2 separate regions of the Homo sapiens genome follow, and region 1 is linked to region 2. Evidence: chromatin contacts called from ENCODE Hi-C or POLR2A ChIA-PET data. All regions are on one chromosome and are shown on one strand. The core of a region is the stretch at or near the end of the contact, and the rest is flanking DNA. Distances in the headings are between cores, read along the strand shown. Region 1 overlaps NANS (N-acetylneuraminate synthase). Region 2 overlaps TRMO (tRNA methyltransferase O).

Evidence for each region. Hi-C counts contacts between places; a loop is a spot of excess contacts on that map. ChIA-PET counts read pairs that join two places held with the same protein, here RNA polymerase II (POLR2A). Pooled maps may share reads with other maps.
Region 1: a pooled map shows a loop between it and region 2 (3-fold over the local background). The contact joins two enhancer-like sites. A Hi-C loop is called at or near these places in 5 of 50 pooled maps. POLR2A ChIA-PET finds 5 or more read pairs at or near these places in 3 of 52 experiments (CD4-positive, alpha-beta T cell, activated CD8-positive, alpha-beta memory T cell and naive thymus-derived CD4-positive, alpha-beta T cell).

Annotation. Positions count from the first base shown.
Region 1 is chr9:98,068,947-98,075,364 of GRCh38, reverse strand. All of the region lies in intron 2 of NANS (N-acetylneuraminate synthase), which reads right to left. It also overlaps a transcript of TRIM14 not described here. Among named protein-coding and RNA genes, the nearest start is that of NANS, 15 kb to the right of the region's middle. RefSeq lists enhancers at 1-732, 3,193-3,693. Within about 2 kb of position 2,189, at least 2 of the 41 ENCODE cell types and tissues checked have a DNase peak (open chromatin) inside an H3K27ac peak, as active enhancers do.
Region 2 is chr9:97,905,257-97,912,557 of GRCh38, reverse strand. It overlaps TRMO (tRNA methyltransferase O), which reads left to right. Exons shown (of 5, transcript NM_016481.5): 4 at 1,942-2,598. Among named protein-coding and RNA genes, the nearest start is that of TRMO, 14 kb to the left of the region's middle. Within about 2 kb of position 5,882, at least 16 of the 41 ENCODE cell types and tissues checked have a DNase peak (open chromatin) inside an H3K27ac peak, as active enhancers do.

The DNA.
Region 1 (6,418 bases), core at 940-3,439, 170 kb before region 2:
CACCTTTCTCACTGCTCTTCCTCTGCTTTATTTTTAACTCTTCTCTTTTCCCCTTCCATCTTTTTCTTTTCTTTTGTGGTAGAGACGGGGTCTTGCTATGTTGCCCAGACTGGTCTCAAACTCCTGGGGTCAAGCAATCCTCCTGCCTCAGTCTCCCAAGTAGCTGGGACCACAAGCACGTGCCACCACATGTGGCTAATTTTTTTTTTTTTTTAATTTGCTGTGGAGATGGGGTCTTGCTATGTTGCCCGGGCTGTTCTCAAACTCCTGACCTCAAGCAGTTGTCCCACCCTGGCCTCCCACAGTGCTGGGGTTGCAAGCTTCAGCTGCCATGCCCAGTACCTTCCATACCTTTCCACCTCACTCCTTCCTGTTTGTGTCTCATAACACTGCTAACTAGCCCTAAGACAGAACTGAAAAAACATCAGTTTTAAATATATTTTTTCAATAAAATCTAATTTTCCTACCCTTCTCACTTCATTTGGCAGATGAAGAGAGTGCTTTCTGTTTAAAGAAGGAACCTTCCACTGAGTTTTCTTTTGTATAATGTTCATCTTGTGGGAGTGTGGTGTGGCCCACCAGGGCATAAACAGAAGCAGAAACCCCCCCAAGAGAGGGGCAGAGCGATCGGGGCAAGGAGGGGGGACAAGTGCAGAAAAACACCTTGTGAAAGCTTACCTACAGAGGCTGTAAAATCTGCATGGAATTCTGTAATTTTCAAGTAAAGAAAAAGGCCAATTCCTGCTGGAAAGGGAAGGGGCGCCTCATTTTGCCGCCTCCTGGGGAGCCAGCGCCACCCAGTGGACATTTAGAAAACTGCCACTCAGAGCCATCGGGCAAAGGGAATCTGAGTAATCTGGAAGATCCTAACTTTCAGCCCTAAGACAGTATCGCTGTGCCTAGGGGCTACTACAGGCTGGGTCAGCAACTGGTGACCCCTTTCTCTTCAGGGACTCCTTGACTTCCCCTAGCCTGCCGACCGTGCTATCGGGTTCCCTCTATCTGGGGTTCCATGCAGCCCGGCAGCCTCAGCACTCCTCTCTCCCTCCTGCCCCATAGCACAAAGTCTGTGGGAGTCTGAAGGGAGCTCAGGCATGTACAACTCTCCTCGGGCTCCCAGCTGAGTTCAACATGCAGAAATGGGTCCCATGGATAGCCTCGTTTGGGAGAAACACTACCCTGCCTTAATGCCTTCTTAGAGGGTCCCAGTAAATCAACTTAGCTGAGTTCCAAACCCAGTGTTTCCCAAACTTATTCGACTCAGAACTTTATTAATTCTGGCCAGGCATGGTAGCCCATGCCTGTAATCCCAGCACTTTGGGAGGCCAAGGCAGGAGGATCATTTTAGCCCAGGAGTTTGACACCAGCCTAGGCAACATGGCGAAATCCCGTTTCTACAAAACATATAAAAATTAGCCGGGTGTGTGGTGTGTGCCTGCAGTCCCAGCTACTCAGGAGGCTGAAGTGGGAGGATTGCTTGAACCCAGGAGGTTGAGGCTGCACTGAGCTGAGGTCGTGTCACTGCACTCCAGCCTGGGTGACAAAACAAAAAATAAACCAAAAAACCCTTTATTGATTCTAAATCAATTAATGAATGAGGGTGGACAACACGTGCCCACAGAACCCCATTTCTGTACTGTGTCCTGTGGGACACTCTGGGAACTGCTGATCTGAGTCAGGGGTAAGGAAAGAGAGGAGTGGAGCTGAGATTTTTCTAAAGTCCCTTCCTCTCCCCTCAGGTTTTGGATCCTTCAGGATTGGAAAAAAAAAAAAAGAAGCCCAGGCCAGGCGCGGTGGCTCACGCCTGTAATCCCAGCACTTTGGGAGGCCGTGGCGGGCAGATCACGAGGTCAGGAGTTTGACACCAGCCTGGCCAACATGGTGAAACCCCGCCTCTACTAAAAATACAAAAATTAGCCCGGCGTGTTGGTGTGTGTCTGTAATCCCAGCTACTCGGGAGGCTAAGGCAGGACAATTACTTGAACCTGGGAGGTGGAGGTTGCAGTGAGCCAAGAGCATGCCATTGCACTCCAGCCTGGGTGACAGAGCAAGACTCCGTCTCAAAAAAAAAAAAAAAAAAAAAAAAAAAAAAAGCCCATGGTGATGAGCTGGGGAGAACAGGGAGTCAGGGGAAGGGTGTAGCCACAAATAGGCTGGGCCAGCCTCAGGGCAGCAGCCTGTCAGAGGGCACCGTGCCTAGGACAGAGGCAGGTGCTGGAGGGAAGGGCGGCTTTGCTGGGATGGCCACTGTGTGTGAGGAGAGCATGTCCCTCAGGAGTCACCTTTTTGGTCATGGCTTCCATTTGCCTTCTCAATAGAACTTTCCTTTTAGACTAAAGACATTCTGCTGTTTCACCTGAGTTCCACAGCCTTGGTGCAACTTTCAACCAGAAGCCCTGACGGTTTTCTTGGCCTTAATAAAATTCTGCCACACCTTAACCTTTCCTCAGCACACAGAGAACGCCCTAGAACAGCATACAGTGTGGAGAAAATATGCATTCAATAAATGCCTGTTTCTATAAGGAAGTTAGGGTAGGTAAACACTGGGAGCCACTTGCTAGGTAAATACAGAACAAGGAACCAATCTACCTCCAACAGTTTGACAGAGGGCAAGGTAAATTAACTCTCGTAAAGGCTCTTAAAGAATGCACTTTCCTGCCGGGCACGGTGGCTCCCGCCTATAATCCCAGCACTTTGGGAGGCCGAGGTGGGTGGATCATGAGGTCAGGAGTTCAAGACCACCCTGGCCAACATGGTGAAACTCTGTCTCTACTAAAAATACAAAAATTAGCTGGGCATGGTAGCGGGCACCTGTAGTCCCAGCTACTCGGGAGGCTGAGGCAGAGAACTGCTTGAACCCGTGAGGTGGAGGTTGCAGTGAGCAGAGATTGCGCAACTGCACTCCAGCTTGGGCGACACAGCGAGACTCCGTCTCAAAAAAAAAAAAAAAATGCACTTTCCCTCACTGCCTGTGCCCTAGGTCAGGCAGGGGACTAGCTGGGGACAAAAGGCATTCCTCATCCAGAGGAACCTACCTGCCCAAATAGGCTGAGGCAGAAAAACTCCAAAGGGTTCTGAGTCACAGAACAGCCATCGCTGGGTGAGTGTAGACCTGGCCCTGTGCTGGCACCCCACGGGTTTAGCTCCCTGAATCCTCCAGATAGCCCCAGGAGCATCTTAACAATCCTGTTTTTACAGACGGGGGCCACTGCGGCTCCAAGGTTACATGAGGAGCCCAAGCCACACAGAGTGTGAGCACCAGGAGCTGAGCTCAGAGAGCCTGACTCTAAAACACCCATCACAGACACCAAGCAAATGGGCTGCCTGGGGAGCAGAGGGAAGGAAAACCAAGGAGGAAGCCCCGCTGCAAACACCAGACTCCTCCCTATCACCCAACTGCTCCGGGTTCTCAACCGATGCCACCTGCAGGGCACGGCCTAAAGAAGTGACTCCGCCTTGGCAGCCTCACGGGCAAGGAGGCACCTTTCTCCTAGGTCAGATCCAGGAGCTCAGGGAGCTTGCATTTCCAGGAAACGTGGACGGAAGCAGAAAAGTCCCCAATCCAGGTGCAAGTCACCTTGATGACATCTTCCCTGGTTCTGCGCTGACTCAGGACATCAGAATAGAGAGAACCACTGGATGGTAGCTTGGTCACACACGGAAAATGAAATGGTGGCCCAGGCAGGGAAGGGGCTCACCAAGGTCACACTGAGAGTTAAGGACAAAGCCAGGACAAGTACCCAGATGTCCCAGCCTGCAAGTACCCAGATGTCCTAGCCCTTAGCCCAGGTTGCTTTCCTTAATTGTAACTGATATTCACTGAATACTGATTGTGTACTATGCTTTATATTAACGATCACATTTAATCTTCACTTTCCCTCCCAGATGGGTTCTGCTAGGAAGCCCACTTTACAACTGAAGAAAACAGGCACAAAAAGGTTAAATAACCTCCACATGGATATACCAAAAATAACAGGCAGAGCCATATTCAAACTTAAAATCTGACCCTAGAGTCCATTCACTTGGCCACTGGGCCATATAGCCCGGGTATGGGCCACACAGCAGGGTGTGTACCACAGAGCTGGGGTGTGCATCATACAGTCGGGGGTATGTACCATACAGCTGAGGTGTGTACCATACAGTCGTGCCATCATATAGCCAGGTACACACCACACAGCTGGGGTATGTGTATACAGCATTCAGCATGGAGTCCCAAATGTTTTCATCTTCAAATTCTTAAAAATTACTAAGGAGGCCAAGTGCAGTGGCTCACACCTGTAATCCTAGCACTTTGGGAGGCCGAGGTGGGAGACTGTTTGAGGCCCAGAGTTTAAGACCAGCCTGGGCAACATAGGGAGACCCCATCTCTACAAAAAAATTTAGAAATTAGCTGGTTGTGGTGGCATGGACCTGTAGTCCCAGCTACTAAGAAGGCTGAGGTGGGAGGATCGCTTGAGCCTGGGCCGTCAAGGCTGCGGTGAGCTATGAGCTATGATTGTGCTGCTACTCTCCAGCCTGGGCAACAGAGTGAGACCCTGTCTCAAAAAAAAAAAAAAATTACTAAAGAGTCTGCAGATCTTTTTTATTTTTATTTTTTGATGTGGTTTTATTTATTCGTATTTGCTGAATTAAAAATTAAAATTGTGACCAGGCGCGATGGCTCATGCCTGTAATCCCAGCACTTTGGGAGGACAAGGTGGGCGGATCACCTGAGGTCGGGAGTTTGAGACCAGCCTGGCCAAATGGTAAAACCTCATCTCTACTAAAAATACAAAAATTAGTCGGGTGTGGTGGCGGGTACCTATAATCCTAGCTACTCAGGAGGCTGAGGCACAAGAATCTCTTGAACCCAGGAGGCAGAAGTTGCAGTGAGCCAAGATCACGCCATTGCACTCCGGCCTGGCCAACAGAGTGAAATAAATAAATAAAATAAAAATTTAAAATGAAAGCTGGGCACGGTGGCTCACACCTGCAATCCCAGCACTTTGGGAGGCTGAGGCAGGCAGATCACCTGAGGTCAGGAGTTCAAGACCAGCCTGGTCAACATGGTGAAACCCCGTCTCTACTAAAAATACAAAAATTAGCTGGGCATGGTGGCATACACCTGTAGTCCCAGCTACTTGGGAGGCTGAAGCAGGAGAACTGCTTGAACCTGGGAGGCGAAGGTTACAGTGAGCCACAATCGTGCCACTGCACTCCAGCCTGCGTGACAGCAAGACTCTGTCTCAAAAAATAAAATATAAAATAAAATAGAGGAATCTTTTCTTAATTTTAAACTTTGAATTTTGAGATAATGGTAGATTCAGGTGCAACTGTAAGAAAGAACACAGAGAGATACTATATACTCTTCCCCCAGTTTCCCCCAATGGTAATGTCTTGTAAAACTATAGTACAATACCACAACTGGGTGAATGACATTGACAAAGTCAACCAATCTTATTCAGATTTCACCATTTCTACAAGTATTCATTTCTGTGTGCCTATATTTAATTATATGCAATTTTACCCCATGCACAGACTCATGTGAGCACTGCCACGGTCACCATACAGAAGGTACCATGATGCCACTGCTACAAGGATCTTTCATGTCACCCCTTTATAACCACATCCCCTTCCCCTTACTAACCTTTGGCAACTACTCATCTGTTCTCCACTGTCATAATTCTGTTATTTCCAGAATGTCATGGAAGCAGAATCGTACAGTATGTTCCCTTCTGCATATGCTGCTTTCTCACTCAGCATCATTTCCTTGAGATGCATCCAGGCTGCTGCACGCATCAATAGTTCATTCCTGGCTGGGCGCGGTGGCTCACGCCTGTAATCCCAGCGCTTTGGGAGGCCGATGTGGGTGGATCACAAGGTCAGGAGTTTGAGACTAGCCTGGCCAAGATGGTGAAACCCCATCTCTGCAAAAAATACAAAAATTAGCCGGGCACCATGGCATGTGCCTGTAATCCCTGCTACTCAGGAGGCTGAGGAAGGAGAATCACTTGAACCCGGGCAGCGGAGGTTGCAGTGAGCCGAGATCACACCACTGCACTCCAGCCTGGGCAATAGAGTGAGACTCCGTTTCAAAAAAAAAAAGAAAAATAGTTCATTCCTTTTGATTGCTGAGTAGTACTCTACGGTATGCATGTACTACAGTTTGTTTCACCATTCACCCACTAAAGAACATTTTGCTTGTTCTAGTTTTGAGCTACTAAGAATAAAAGTTGTAATGACACTCACATACAGGTTTTTGTATGAATGTTAAGTTTTCATTTCTTTGGGGATAAATTACCAAATGACAACTGGTGGGTCATATGATAAACACATTATCTAGCTTTATAAGAAACTCCCAGTCTATGTTAAGTGGTTGAATTATACAGTATATGAATTATGTCCCAATAAAGCTGTTTAAAAAAGAAGGAATGAAACT
Region 2 (7,301 bases), core at 4,633-7,132:
CCAGAACTTGAACTCTCCCACTGGATTGTACTCAACTGGGCCTTAGGTAGTTTTCTCAGAAAAATTCAGTAGCTGATCCACCTTGAATTTTATCAATTTGTAATGGCTAACAAACTTGGATAGCAAGTACTAGAAGATTTTATGATTATTCAGGGACATATTTTCTAGCACTGAATATGTGCCAGACATTGTCCTAGGTGCTAGAGCTATAGTGATAAACAAATCAGATGAAAGTAGAAATCCATGCCCTAAAGAACTTAATGTTTCAATTGGGAAGGTCAAGTCAGATAGGTTAAAAGGCAAACACAGTAGCACTGTAGACATTACTATATAAGCTTTATGGCAACTAGTGTTTGTGCAGTGCTTTACAGTTAGTAAACAGTGTTCACGTACCTTATCTCACAGTGGCTTTGTGGGTTTGACAAAGTAGCAATCCTCATCTCATAGGTGAGGAAACTAGGGCTCTTTAAGATTAGATAATCTGTCTAATAGCATCCAGCCAGGTGGTCATCTGACTCTAAATCCTTTGAAGTCTTACTTATGCTACAGTGCCTTTCTTTTTCCTACAGATATTGTTAGGCATAATTCATCATCTAGCAAGTCCAGAATCATCTTTCCAGAGTTCCAGCTCATTCATAATAACATGTTTCAGAAATCAGGGTCCTGTATTAGTTACGTTTTTCTTAAATGGAGACGGAATCAAATGTGACTGCATGTAGTTTTTCTGTTCTCATTTGGCCTATTTTCCAAGAGTAAGGTTAGTAGATGGCTATTTGTAGCAGTAACTGGACAGCATCTGTCCAGTGGGACAGCTGGAGACTTGTCTTTAGTATTTGGTAATGCTGACTTATGTGCTGCTTAATCTTTTGAGTCTTGATGGATGTATTAGATTTCTATTGTTGTGTAACAAATTACCACAGAATCATCAGTTTAAACAACACACATGTATTATGTGTTTGAAACATTATTATGTATCTGTGGGTCAGAAGGATGGGCACAGCTTAACTAGGTCATCTGCTTAGGTCTCACTAGACTGCAATTAAATTGTCAGCTGATATGAGTTCTTATCTGGAGGCTTGACCATGGAAGAATCTGCTTAAGCTCACTCAGACTGTTGGCCACATTGATTTCCTTGCCATCGTAGTAGGACTGGGGGCCCCAGATTCTTGCTGGTTGTTGGCTGGAGGCTGCCCTCAGTGTCTAAAGGCTGTTTGCAGTTCCTTGCTATGTGGGCTTCCTAGCACGCCTGCCTACTTCAGCAAGCCTTCAAGGAGAGTCTCTCGAGTGAGTCTTCCAGCCAGCAGCAGTGCTAATGAAAAGCATAGTCACTGGAGGGACATCATACCTCTTTTGCCATATTCTGTTGGTTAGAAGCCAGTCACACTCAAGGGGAAGGATTATATAAGGGCATGAACTTCAGGAGGTGCGGGTCACAGGGCCACTTTTGGATCTGTTTGCCACAGTAAGAACCTTCATTGGTCCCACAGAGATATACTGAGGACTACTATATCCCTGGAACAGAAGCACCAGTGATACAAAGATGAGTTGGTCCCAGCCTGTGTTAAGGGGCCTGCCTGCGTCTAGGGATGAAGACTCTAAGCAGGTCACTACCCTACCGTGGGGAAAGCGCTCTAGCAGAGGTTTGTGCACAGGCTTCTCTATGGGGACTGTAGGAAAGAATGCTTTTGTCTGGAGGAGCCAGAAAGGCTTTGTAAAAGGTGTGCTTTTGAGGGCCTCAAAGAGCAAGTAGGAGTTTGATAGGTAGAGAAGAGGATGGGCTACCAGGTAGCAAGAAGGGTGTGTGTTGGTACTAGGTCTGTGTGAGAGAATTATGAGTAAGTGCAGTGAGGCGTAAGCAGACAGTGTTAGAGGATTCTGGGGCGTGACTGTATTCTCCAAGTGTTTGCACTGTTCTTCATTTTTCACGTTTTTATGTCATAGGTGGAGCTATATACCTTTCTGGAATTGACATGATACATGGCACACCCGTACTAGACATCAAGCCCTACATAGCTGAGTATGACTCACCGCAAAATGTGATGGAGCCTTTAGCAGACTTTAATTTACAGAATAACCAACATACACCAAACACTGTGTCCCAGTCTGACAGCAAGACTGACAGCTGTGACCAGCGACAGCTCTCAGGGTGTGATGAGCCACAACCCCACCATAGCACTAAGAGGAAACCTAAATGTCCTGAAGACAGAACTTCAGAAGAAAACTACCTGACACACAGTGACACAGCCAGAATTCAGCAAGCATTTCCTATGCACAGGGAGATAGCAGTGGATTTTGGTTTGGAATCAAGACGTGATCAGAGTTCCAGCGTGGCAGAAGAACAAATTGGCCCATATTGCCCAGAGAAGAGCTTTTCAGAGAAAGGTACAGACAAGAAGCTAGAAAGAGTGGAAGGAGCAGCAGTCTTGCAAGGAAGCAGGGCAGAGACACAGCCCATGGCCCCTCACTGCCCTGCTGGAAGGGCTGATGGAGCTCCCCGCAGCGTGGTTCCTGCCTGGGTGACAGAGGCTCCTGTGGCCACTTTAGAAGTGCGGTTTACTCCTCATGCCGAGATGGACCTTGGGCAGCTCAGTTCACAAGGTATCTTCAGTTTCTTCATTCTGAATGAGAGATGAACTTTTACTTTGAGATTTAGCCAAGTTTGGTATTTGTGAAGGCAGGTATGTGGAGTGTTTGTCAGTATGACTGGTTTTTAGGAAACAGGTATAAAATAATATTTTTGCAGTACCATCATGTGATGACTTTTGTTGGACAACTGTGTGGTCAGCACAGTTAGTTCCAGGCTGTCAGTAAAGCATTGGCAGAGAGTGGCTGCTGCCTCACAAGGTGGCCTATGACTTACAGCCCCTTGTCTACTTGCTACAGTAGTTCTTAGAGTCTTCAAATATCATTCAGAAGCTAAATTGTGCTTGTTCTATACTTATGTACATAAAGTTTTCTTATTTGTTTTACTGTCTGACTTGAGAAATGTTGCATTGTATTCTGACTGTCAGGTAGTCGATAGCTCAGCCTCTGGCACAGAGGACTCTAGGAGCCCAGAGTCACAGGGGAAGAGTCTCTTAGCACAGAACTTGCCCCAACAAAGTCCCACTGCTAGAGGCATACACTTTGCTGCAGAAGAGAGGCCACAGGGCTCTTACATGGAGCCTGCTTACTTTAACACATGGTTCTTAACAAATGTTATCTGGTTTCCCCAGCCCACAGCAGATCCCAAGCAGTAGCCTAGGATGAAGGAAGGGGCTGTTAAGATGTGGATACAGCGATACCAGTAAGAAGTAACTAATTTCAGGCTGGGCACGGTGGCTCACTCCTGTAATCCCAGCACTTTGGGAGGCTGAGGTGGGTGGATCACTTGAGGTCCGGAGTTCAAGACCAGCCTGGCCAACATGATGAAACCCTATCTCTATTAAAAATCCAAAAAGCCAGTTTTGGTGGCAGGTGCCTGTAATTTCAGCTACTCAGGAGGCTGAGGCAGGAGAATTGCTTGAACCTAGGAGGCAGAGGTTACAGTGAGCCGAGATGTTGCCACTGTACTCCAGCCTGGGTGACAGAGTGAGACTCCATCAAAAAGAAGAAGCTGGTTGCCAAGGAGATGTCAGATTGCAAAAAGCTGTTCTTTGTGTTACAACTCAGTAAGGAGCCAGCATAACCATATAAAGAGGGAAGTTCATTTATTCATTCTACAGTTGTTTACTGAGCTTCTGCTAGGTACCAGACATTGGTCTAGGTTCTTGGAATACATCAGTGAACAAAACAGATATAAAAAACCCCTGCTGTCATGGAGCTTGCATTCTAATGGGGAGGAGAGAGACAAATTAAAAGTATAATAAGCAATCAAGTTATTAGACCAAACATATTCAACATTATATAATATTAGAAGGTGATAAGAGTTACTGAAAAATTTAAGAATACAGCAGGCTTGGAGTGTTGTTACTATTTTATTTTATTTTTGAGACAGGGTCTCACTCTGTCACCCAGACTGGAGTGCAGTGGCAAGAACATGGCTTACTGCAGCCTCAGCCTTCCGGGCTCAAGCAGTCCTCCCACCTCAGCCTTCTGTGTAGCTGGGACTACAGGTGTGCACCACAACACCTGGCTAATATTTTGATTTTTTTTTTTTTTTTTTTTGAGACGGAGTCTCGCTCTGTCGCCCAGGCTGGAGTGCAATGGCTCGATCTCGGCTCACTGCAAGCTCCGCCTCCCGGGTTCACACCATTCACCTGCCTCCGCCTCCCGAGTAGCTGGGACTACAGGCGCCCGCCACCACACCCAGCTAATTTTTTGTATTTTTAGTAGAGACTGAGTTTCACCGTGTTAGGCAGGATGGTCTCGATCTCCTGACCTTGTGATTCCCCCGCCTTGGCCTCCCAAAGTGTCCAGATTACAGGTGTGAGCCACCGTGCCCAACCTATTTTGAATTTTTAAAGAGACGGGGTCTCATTTTGTTGCCCAGACTTGTCTTGAACTCTTGGGGGTCAGGGGATCCTCTGTCTCAGCCTCCCAAAGTGCAGGGATTACAGGTGTGAGCCACTGCACCTAGCCTGTTGCAATTTTAAATAGGTGGCCCCAGTGGGCCTCACTGAGAAAGACACATATGAGCAAAGGTCAAAGAGGTGAAGACATGAGCCAGCCTGTCCAGAGAAAGGACATGCTGGCCTGAGGGACAGCCAGTGCACAGCCGCAAAGTGGAGGGTGCATGGCACGTTTGAGGTCATGTGGTCAGAGTGGACTGAGGAGGGCTGAGCGGAAGGATATGAGGTCAAAGAGGCACTAGAAAAGGGACGAGGTCACCTAAGGGTTTTATAGGCCATTGTAAGGACTTGAGTTTTGATCTTGGGAGAAGTAAAAGGCAGAGGAACTTGATGTCCGTATCCCCAGAGAGCAGGGGACCATCTCTGGGGTCAGATCACTACCTGTGTGATTTCTGGGATGTCACACCTCAGTGACATGCAAAGGCAAGCTGGAGTTCCTTATTGAGACAATGAAGACTTTCATTCTATATCCAGAAAATAAAGGCTTACACAACCAAAGATACTAGATTTTCCCCTGCTTTACTAGCAGGGAGAGAATGAAGAGGCTAGGGGGGTATTTGGCTTTGATAATCCAACCTGAAGGAGGTTTTTCTGATGGGAAAAAGAAGTCTAAAAGTTGGGACTGGAGATACATGCCAACTGACTCTGAGATTTCCCCATTTCTTCCTGTCAGAGCCACAGCCAGCCCACACTGTTGCCTTTTGCAAAGGAAAAGCCACCCCTTCCTCTGGGTGGAGGCAGCCACCTGCCAGGGCCCAGGAACTGGTTTTAGCCCCAACATGCAAACTTCAGCCAAGTGCCGTATGCAGGGCACCCCCTGCACTTCTGGACACGGCAGTCTCGTGGTCATGAGTGGTGATGCCACTTGAGGGTTGTGCTTCTCTTTGGCTCCTAAGGCTTTACTTTTAAACAAAGCTTTTGATTTTAAAATTGATCTTTTTATTTTTAAAAGTTTTGTTGATAGAAATCATTACATCACTGTATACAGTTGATGGGAGGAGGCTGGTCAGTTGTAAAAGGATTTTATGGTGGAACAAAACAGTCCTGCCTTCTAGACACTTTATGCTTACCACTTGTCCTGTGGTTATTGTCTAATGCAAACTACTATGGAAAGTTTTGTTTTTCTTTCTTTTCTTTTTTCTTTCTTTCTTTTTTTTTTTTTTTTTGAGACGGAGTCTTACTCTGTCACCCAGGCTGGAGTGTAGTGACGCGATCTCGGCTCACCGCAACCGCCTCCTCCCGGGTTCAAGCGATTCTCCTCCCTCAGCCTCCTGAGTAGCTGGGATTACAGGCGTGAGCCACCACACCCAGCCTGGAAAGTTTTGTTTTTTAAACTGCAGTGCAGTATGTGTCAGATGTTTGAAATATGCCTTACTGATTAAAAAAATGATTAAAATGAGAAATTACGCAGTGTAACTACAAAACAGGAACTGATTGATAGCAAACAGCAAAATTCAGAGCTGTTGCAGAAATAAGAAGTGACTTCAGGAAGTTCTGAGTCTAGAAGAGGTTAAAGGTGTTGAAATGGGAGGAAGTTTGGTGCTGGAGTAAAGGTCTGGGCAGAGTGCTGTGGGCACTCTGAGAGGAGAATCCTGACTTGTGTCTGGGAGGGAGTGTGGAAGGAAACAGTGCTTGAGCTGAGCCTGGCAGGATGAGTAGGCAGGGAATTGGGGGAAGGCACCCATGCCAGATAAACGGCCAAGCAGAGGCCTGGAGCCTCTCCCAGAAACGCCGTCACAGGGGAGTGTGATGAGCTCTCCTCATTTTTGAGTGGCCTTCAGAGCCATTTTCTATGAGCCATGCAGTAAAGGAACCTTATTGCCATATAATTGATTTTTTTTTTTTTTTTTGAGATACAGTCTCTTTCTGTCACCCAGGCTGGAGTGCAGTGGTGCAATCTTGGCTCACTGCAACCTCCACCTCCCGGGTTCAAGTGATCCTCCTGCCTCCTGAGTAGCTAGAATTACAGGCGTGCGCCACCATACCTGGCTAATTTTTTTGTGTGTGTGTATTTTTAGTAGAGATGGCGTTTCACCATGTTGGTCAGGCTGGTCTCAAATTTCTGACCTTGTGAGCCTCCTGCCTTGGCCTCCCAAAGTGCTGGGATTACAGGTGTGAGCCACCGTGCCCAGCCCATATAATTGATTTTTGACTAAAAATTGTACTTCATGGCTTTATTTACCCAACCTGCTTATTAGATATGGCCCACAGTGATTTTTGGCTGCTTGTAGAAATCAAATCCACTCCAAGAGGGATAAAGATCCACTGCCACCACAGATGATATTTTGAGCAGGGACAGTGTTTTTAAGATCTGTACCTTCCTGGAAGGGGCATTTGGATGTATGTGATGTTGTAGTTATGAAAAACTAGGTCACAGTTACTTTCTAAATTTATGTTTTATACATACCATATTAAAAATAAAATACATTAAAAATCCTACAAACATAGGAAGTTTTGCTGTTTCTTAGGGACACAGATGTGAGAGAGTCCCAAAGCAAAGGGATGTTACTGGTAACTGCGGGTCTGTGATACTAGCTTTCTGGTGCAGCCTCTCTCGCCTGTAGCTGGTGTTCTGGGTGTGTGTGGGTTTAGTTCTCTTTCTTGTGGCTTTCTGAGGATGCTGGGACTGTCATGCATTTCCTTGTCTCTGTTCTGAGAAGAAAATGACAAGGAATTAAAGTCTACATTGAGTATAGAAAAGTGACATTTTGGATATCAGAAAAGTGACATCTTGGCTGACAGAAAATGAAA